2 separate regions of the Homo sapiens genome follow, and region 2 is linked to region 1. Evidence: read pairs that join two places in POLR2A ChIA-PET (ENCODE). Cell type or tissue: CD4-positive, alpha-beta T cell. All regions are shown on one strand.

What was found. ChIA-PET counts read pairs that join two places held together with the same protein. Peaks named below come from ENCODE experiments on the same cell type or tissue, not always from the same donor. Only the 100,000 strongest peaks of a DNase experiment are listed, where the experiment ranks them.
Region 2: POLR2A ChIA-PET joins it to region 1 with 6 read pairs; 2 of 35 experiments call an interaction of 5 or more read pairs at or near these places.

What each region holds. Positions count from the first base shown.
Region 1 is chr17:74,415,137-74,419,136 of GRCh38, forward strand. It overlaps the pseudogene RNA5SP448. Among named protein-coding and RNA genes, the nearest start is that of GPRC5C, 15 kb to the right of the region's middle. In CD4-positive, alpha-beta T cell, no CTCF peak of the experiment used is centred here; a DNase peak (open chromatin) is centred at 2,305; H3K27me3 peaks cover 231 bases.
Region 2 is chr17:74,629,587-74,633,586 of GRCh38, forward strand. No RefSeq gene overlaps it. Among named protein-coding and RNA genes, the nearest start is that of CD300E, 7.8 kb to the left of the region's middle. RefSeq lists enhancers at 2,097-2,597, 2,598-3,098. In CD4-positive, alpha-beta T cell, no CTCF peak of the experiment used is centred here; DNase peaks (open chromatin) are centred at 2,375 and 3,245; H3K27me3 peaks cover 396 bases.

The DNA of each region.
Region 1 (4,000 bases):
GGATCACTTGAGGCAGGAGCCTGAGGCTGCAGTGAGCTATGATTACACCACTGCACTCCAGCCTGAGCAACAGGGCAAGACTCTGTTTCCAAAAAAACAACAACAGCAGGCCGGGCACGGTGGCTCACGCCTATAATCCCAGCACTTTGGGAGGCTGAGGCGGGCAGATCATGAGGTCAGGAGATGAAGACCATCCTGGCTAACACGGTGAAACCCCGTCTCTACTAAAAATACAAAAAATTAGCTGGGCATGGTGGCGAGCGCCTGTAGTCCCAGCTCCTCGGGAGGCTGAGGCAGGAGAATGGCGTGAACCCGGGAGGCGGAGCTTGCAGTGAGCTGAGATGGCGCCACTGCACTCCAGCCTGGGCGACAGAGTGAGACTCCATCTCAAAAAAACAAAACAAAACAAAACAAAAAAAACAACAGCAACAACAACAAAAAAGAGACTGGGGTGATGCTACTGCAAGCCAAGAAGTGCCAACAATTGCCTGCGGCCACCACAAGCTGGAAGGGACAAGGAAGGATTCTTCCCGAGAGACTTCAGAGGGAACATGGCTTTGCTGACACTTTGATTACTGGGGTGAGCCACCATGCCCGGCCAATAGTTGACTTCTGTGTTTCCTTTTTATTTATTTTTTTGAGGCGGAGTCTTGCTCTGTCGCCCAGGCTGGAGTGCGGTGGTACAAACATGGCTCACTGCAGCCTTGACCTCCTAGGTTCAGGTGACTCTCCCAAGTAGCTGGAACCACAGGCACATCATGCCTGGCTAATTTTCCTATTTTTAGCAGAGGCAGGGTCTCACCATGTTGCCCAGGCTAGTCTTGAGCTCCTGAGCTGCTGACAGGTGTGAGCCACCGCACCTAGCAAGTTGACATCTTGACTACAACTTCATGACACCTTCATCCAGAACCCTCACTTAAGCCACTCCCTCATTCTTGATCCACAGAAATTGCATGTTATCCTACATGTTTATTGCTTTACACCACTACACTTTGTGGTAGATAGCTAATACCTTTATCCTATCCCATCAGAGACAGCATGCATAGTGGTTAAAAGTCAACTATTGGCCAGGCGCGGTGGCTCACGCCTGTAATCAGAGGCCAAGGCAGGTGGATCACCTGAGGTCAGGAGTTGACCTGAGACCAGCCTGGCTAACATGGTGAAACCCCATCTCTACTAAAAATACAAAAAATTAGCCAGGTGTGGTGGCACGCGCCTGTAGTCCCAGCTCCTCGGGAGGCTGAGGCAGGAGAACTGCTTGAACCCGGGAGGAGGAGGTTGCAGTGAGCTGAGATCGCCCCATTGCACTACAGCTTGGGCAACAAGAGCAAAACTCTGTCTCAAAAAAAAAACAAAGTCAACTATTGGCTGGATACAGTGGCTCATGTCTGTAATCTCAGCACTTTGGGAGACTGAGAGGCAGGAGGATCGCTGAAGGCCAGGAGTTCAAGACCAGCCTGGGCAACATGGCAAGAACCTATCTCTATAAAAAAAATTAAAAATAAAAAATTTAGCCAGGCATGGCGTGCCTGTGGTTCCAGCTACTCAGGAGGATCTCCTGAGCCCAGGAGGTCGAGGCTGCAGTGAGCCATGTTTGCACCACTGAGCTCCAGCCTGGGTGACAGAGCAAAACCCTGTCTCAAATATTGGCTGGGCATGGCAGACACCAGTAATCCCAGCACTTTGGGTTGCTGAGGCAGGAGGATCACTGGAAGCCAGGAGTTCAAGAGCAGGCTGGGCAATACAGTGAAATCCCATTTCTACAAAAGAAAAATCAACATCACTTACTAGCTATTGACCTTGAGTAAGTTGCTTCAGCCTTCTCTGAGTCTCCTCTTGTGAAAGGATAACTGTATCTGTCTTATAAAAGTGCCGGAAGGCTGGGTATGGCAGCTTATCCCTGTAATTCCGGCACTTTGGGAGGCCGAGGTGGGTGGATCGCTTGAGGCAGGGAGTTGGAGATCAGCTTGGCCAACATGGCGAAACCCTGTCTCTAATAAAAATACAAAAATTAGCCAGGCCTGGTGGCTCACACCTGTAGTCCAGCTACTTGGGAGGCTAAGGCAAGAGAATCACTTGAACCCAGGAGACAGAGGTTGAGTGAGCCGCTGCACTCCAGCCTGGGCAACACAGTGAGACTCTATCTCAAAAAAACAACAACAAAAAGACTGCTGGGAGGACCAAAGGAGTTAATATTTAACTTCTAATGGTCCCTGTGGCATAGTAAATGTGAGTCATTATAATTTGCATGGGTGACTAAGAAGCTCAAAAGAGGCGAAAAGACAACTCCAGGGCAACACAGCCCGTGACTCATTGGTCAGGCTGAGTCCTGAACCTGGGTCTCCTGGCTCCCTGCACAGTGCTCATGGTTCAACTGAAACCTGGAACTAGAATGGCCAGTGAAATCCGATGCTCTGTGTGACTGTAACTTCTGTTATTCCCTCCTGTGTGGCAGGCTGTTTCAGCAGCCGTGCACTGTCTCCCATCCAAGTACTAATCAGGCCCAACCCTGCTTAGCTTCCTAGATGAGACGAGATCGGGTGCGTTCAGGGTGGTATGGCTGTAGACGCAGCCATGCACTGTCAACAGCTGGCTATGCACCTGTGCTGGGGTGGGGAGGGCAGCCAGTTGGGTCAGACTGTGGCTCTGTGCCTGACCCTGAGAAGAGAGAGCCCTTGGTCCCTGCAGGAGGGGTGTTAGGAAGGTGCGCTAGGGCAGGCAGACAGCAGACTGCATAGCGTCTGAGAGGGGCTTTTCTGGATCACATTTCATTGCCAGAGCAGCTCCAAGGACAGGGAAGGCACCGAGCTGCTGCTTGTAGCCCTGGTTAGGAAATGGCCAGGAGAGCAGGACAACTGTTTTGAAAGGCAATATGACATTAGGGCAAAAGGGCTGCTGGGAATAAATCCCTGCTGCACAGGCTGCTTTAGTTTAAGCCGACCAAAATGACCTAGGACAGGCCAGGCGTGGGTGCTCATGCCTGTAATCCCAGCACTTTGGGAGGCCGATGTGGGTGGATCACCTGAGGTCAGGAGTTCGAGACCAGCCTGGCTAGCATGGCGAAACCCCATCTCTACTAAAAATATCAAAATTAGCTGCCCGTGGTGGCGGGCACCTGGAATTCTAGCTACTTGGGAGGCTGAGGCAGGAGAATCACTTGAACCTGGGAGGCGGAGGTTGTAGTGAACTGAGATCCCACCACTGCACTCCAGCCTGGGCGACAGAGCGAGACTTCATCTCAAAAACCAAAAACCCCAAAATGACTTATGACAAGCGGAGGCCCGGGAGCCACAGTTCCCCTGGAAGGTCTACTCCCTTCTTTCTTCTAAGTCTGTGGCTTCTGCCCCACATCTGAGAACAAAAAGCAGTGAATGGCCAGAGTGATGCAAAGAAAAAAGAGCAGAAACAAGACAAGCTAGTGGCCTGTGCAATTCACCTTTGAATGGGCAATATTCTCTATGAAAATTGGATGCAAAGAACCTCCAGGTGTGCTTGTAGCTTTCTAAAGACTCCTCATGGCTAGGTTTTCCTTAACGGAAAACATCAAGGAAGGTTACTGAGTGTGGTTTCTCTGAAATTGCCATCAGGACCTAAAATACCCCATAACGAGGAGCTCCGATCCTTTCGGCTGATTTACTTTTTCTCCGGAGCCTTACCATTTTCTAGAAAGAGGAAGTTAGGAGTGATGGGGCAAGACCAGACAACAGCAGATAATCATTCCATGATAATTGCCTTTGATGTCCCGGAAGAGACAACGTGCAAAGAGTCAGCTCCCAAAATATCTTGATAAGATCTTGCCTTTGGGGTTGGCTCATTTTCTCTGTGCTCTCTGCCCCTCCCTCCCTAGGGCTTCGCTTTGTGTGCAGCTAACCAAGGCTTCTCACAGCAAGCCTCCCCACCAAGGATTCCATACTCAGGCCGGGCGCGGTGGCTCACGCCTGTAATCCCAGCACTTTGGGAGGCCGAGGCGGGCGGATCACGAGGTCAGGAGATCGAGACC
Region 2 (4,000 bases), 210 kb after region 1:
CACAAGCCAGGTGCAGTGGTGCAAGCCTGTAGTCTCAGCTACTCAGGAGACTGAGCGGGGAGGATCACTAGAGGCCAGGCGTTTGAGGCTGCAGTGTGCTATGATAGTGCCTGTTAATAATCACCACACTTCAGCCTAGGCAGCATAGTGAAGCCTGTCTCTTAAATTTTTTTTTAATTAAAAAAAATCATAGAATCATAGAAGAGATACAGGAGAGCTTGCTTTCTCTCTCCCTTTCTCTGCCATGTGTAGATAAAGAAAGAAGGCAGCCATCTATAAGCCAGGAAGACAGCCCTTACCAGGAACTGATTCAGCCAGCATCTTGATCTTGAACTTCCAGCCACCAGAACTGGGAGAAATGAATTTCTTTTGTGTGAGCCACCCAATCTGTGGTATCTTTGTTATAGCAGCCTGAGCTGACTGAGATAGTCTGAAAGCAAAGAAAGGAGAAAGAAGGGAGGAAGAAGTGCTCAGCCGAGTCAAGGGCTGCTGAGGTCAAGTAAGATGCAGAAAGAGAAGATGCATTTGGATTTGACTGACAGTAAGGTTGTTGGTTCCCTCGTCAAGGGCATGTCTGTAGAGTGGTGAGCAGAGAAGACAGGTGGGCTTGACTACAGAGTAAATGACAGATGAGGAAACAGAGTCAGAAAATGCAGATGGTGGCCGGGCGCGGTGGCTCATGCCTGGAATCCCAGCACTTTGGGAGGCCAAGTCGGGTGGATCACTTGAGGTCAGGAGTTCGAGACCAACCTGGCCAACATGGCGAAACCCCGTCTCTACTAAAAATACAAAAATTCCCTGGGCGGTAGTGGCGTGTGCCTGTAATCTCAACTACTCAGGAGACTGAGGAGGAGAATCACGCGAGCCTGGGAGGTGGAGGTTTGCAGTGAGCCAAGATCACGCCACTTTACTCCAGTCCAGGTTAGAGAGCGAAACCGTGTATTAGAAAAAAAAAAAGAAAGAAAGAAAGAAAAAAGAAAAGAAGAAAAAAGAAAGTACAGACACTGTTTTATAAGAGGCTCTGAGAAGGAAAGTGGAGAGAGAGGAAACAACAGCTGGAGAGGGCTGGGGACAAAGGGGAGCGTTTGTTTAATCAAAGTCCTCCAGTATGCTGAGAGGTGAGTAGGCAGATCTTCTGGAAAACCTGTCCTGGTTGATGGGCAGATATCTCCAGGACATCATTGTGTGCTCACAGAACTTGAAATCCAAGCACAAAGATGGAGTTAATTACAACAAACTAAAATTACTCGGGTGTGGAAAAAAAAGACAACAACACTGAAAAAACTGAAACAAAATTACCAAAAACATCAAGAGCTTACACAGATCAAAATGAAAAATATTCAAACTAAAAGAAAAATTGGCAAACACCATCAACCTACAATTCTCAAAAGAAGAAATACAGATGGCTGACATTCAGAAGAAAAAGCACTTAATCTCACTGAAAATCAACCACATGGATATACTAAAACAACAAAATTATAAATTTTTCCAGATTAGCCAAGAGGTTTTCTAAGGTAATGCTCAGTAAAGGCAGGCAACAGAGTGGTGGAATCCGTATGCTGTCTATAGGTGATGTAGTGCTCTAATTCTGCAAAGCAATTTAGCAGTAAGTGACAAGAACTCTAAAAATGGGCTTTCTCTTCGCCCAGTAATTCCACTTTTCATATTCTATTCTAAGAAAAAAAAAATGAAAATGTGAACACATAGTAGTAAAAAATTTAAGAGACCGTAATTATCCAACAAAAAGAAACTATCTAACTATTGGGCCGGGCGCAGTGGCTCAAACCTATAATCCCAGCACTTTGGGAGGCCAAAGTGGGTGGACTGCTTGGGACCAGGAGTTCGAGACCAGCCTGGCCAACATGGCAAAACCCTATCTCTACTAAAAATATCAGCCTGGTGTGGTGGCACACACCTGTCATCCCAGCTACTTGGGAGGCTGAGGCAGGAGAATCACTGGAATCCAGGAAATGGAGGTTTTAGTGAGCTGAGATCGTGCCACTGCACTCCAGCCTGGAAGACACAGCGAGACTCTGCCAAAAAATAAAATAAAATAAAATAAAATAAAATAAAATAAAATAAAATAAAATAAAATAAAATAAAAATAAAAAACCCTCTTGAGAGACAATCAAGATAAAGTTCTACAAACTGAAATTACCAGATGAAAAGTTGCATTTTGAAAAATGAGAGAAATAGGTGGGATTTGACTAAAACATTAGAGATGAAGAATAATGTGAGTGAAATCTTTGAGAATGCGATGACCAAGGAGAGAATTTTCCCAGGTCCAGCGTAGCGCTTGAAAAAACACAAGCAAGCTTTAAGAAGCAACTGCCAGAAAAACAGAAACTGAGAGAGATTCTGAAATCCAGGCACTCGTGTGGGGAGATTGCAGAAGTTGGTGGTATGGCTGAAAGAAAATGAGGAAGCTTTGAAATGTGATTCAGTGGCTTCCTGCTGTAAAATCTTCACTGTCTCCTCTTAGCTGTGATCAAATCCAGACCCCAGCATGATTCACACAGCCCTGCAGGACCCAGCCTCCTTCCATCCTCCCGGCTCACACTTTTGCTCCAGCCATTCCAAAGCACAGTATTTCTAATTTCCCAAATAGCAGCTGCTCCCTCGAGCCAGCACGCCTGCATATATGGTGTTTGTCAAAGCCCTTCCAGCCTCCCACCTGCCTTCCTTGATACCTGGAGCCCCTACACATCCTTCAAAATGCCGATAAAGCTTCCCTGCAAAGCCAGCTCTGGCAGAGTCGAGCTGCTGCCTCTGTGCGGCACAGTACCTGGGTTGCATCATTCTGTCTTACGCCCCTCTCCCAGCATTCTTTTCCGGGTGAATCTGCCTTCACTGTTGCTTTGTGTAGGGCACCACAGGTGCGGTGGGTTGAGTTAATGTGCCCAAGCAAAGTCCTGTCTCATATCATTTCTCTGTTTAGTCCTTTCTATCTCATTTCCCATTTCCAATCCCCGGCATCCGTACACTTGTGTGATTGTCAGGTATACATGCTGGCTTCGTAGGAGTGTGTTTAAGTTTACATAACTGGCTGGGCGCAGTGGCTCACAGAGGCTGAGGAGGGAGGATCCCTTGATTCCAGGAGTTCAAGACCAGCCTGGGCAACATAGTGAGACCCGATCTCTACAAAAAAAATTTAAAAATTAGCCACGCATAGTGGCACACGCCCATGTTCCCAGCTACTCAGGAGGCTGAGGCAGAAGGATTGCTCAGGCCCAGGAGTTTGAGGATGGAGTGAGCCATGATTGCACCACTGCGTTTCAGCCTGGGCAAAAAGAATTTATGTAACCAGCTTTATGCCATCGATCTCATTCTGGTTTTAGCTTTTTCACTCAGCACTGGATTTTTTTTTTTTTTTTTTTTTTTTTGACGTTATCTCGTCCTGTGGCCCAGGCTGGAGTGAAATGGTGCGATCTCAGCTCACTGCAGCCTCTGCCTCCCAGATTCAAGCAATTCTGCTGTCTCAGCCTCCCAAGTAGCTGGGACTACAGGTGCACACCACCATGCCCAGTCAATTTTTGTATTTTTAGTAGAGACTAGGTTTCACCATATTAGTCAGGCTGGTCTCAAACTTCTGACCTCAGGTGATCCATCCGCCTCAGCTTCCCAAAGTGCTGGGATTACAGGTGTAAGCCATTATGCCAGGCCTCAGCACTGGGTTTTTAAGCCCCATCCACGTTACCATGGGGCCGTAGAGTTTGTTGACTAGAACTGGAGCTTGTATACTACAGGAGGTGCCGGGTTTACTTGTCGGCCCCTCCCCCATGTTGCACACCTGGGCTGCCCCCAGCTCCCTGCTCCCCAGACAGCACAGCACTGAGCATGCTCTAGCCTGGCCTCTGAGGGCCTGCATGAGAGTTTTTCTGGGCTCTGCCTGCCTCAGCAGGATTGCTGAGTCCCAAGGTAAACACACACTTAGCCTGACAGATTTCTCTCCAAAAAGGCCACGCTTGGCTTGTGAGCGTTCTTTCGTGACCAGAGCCTA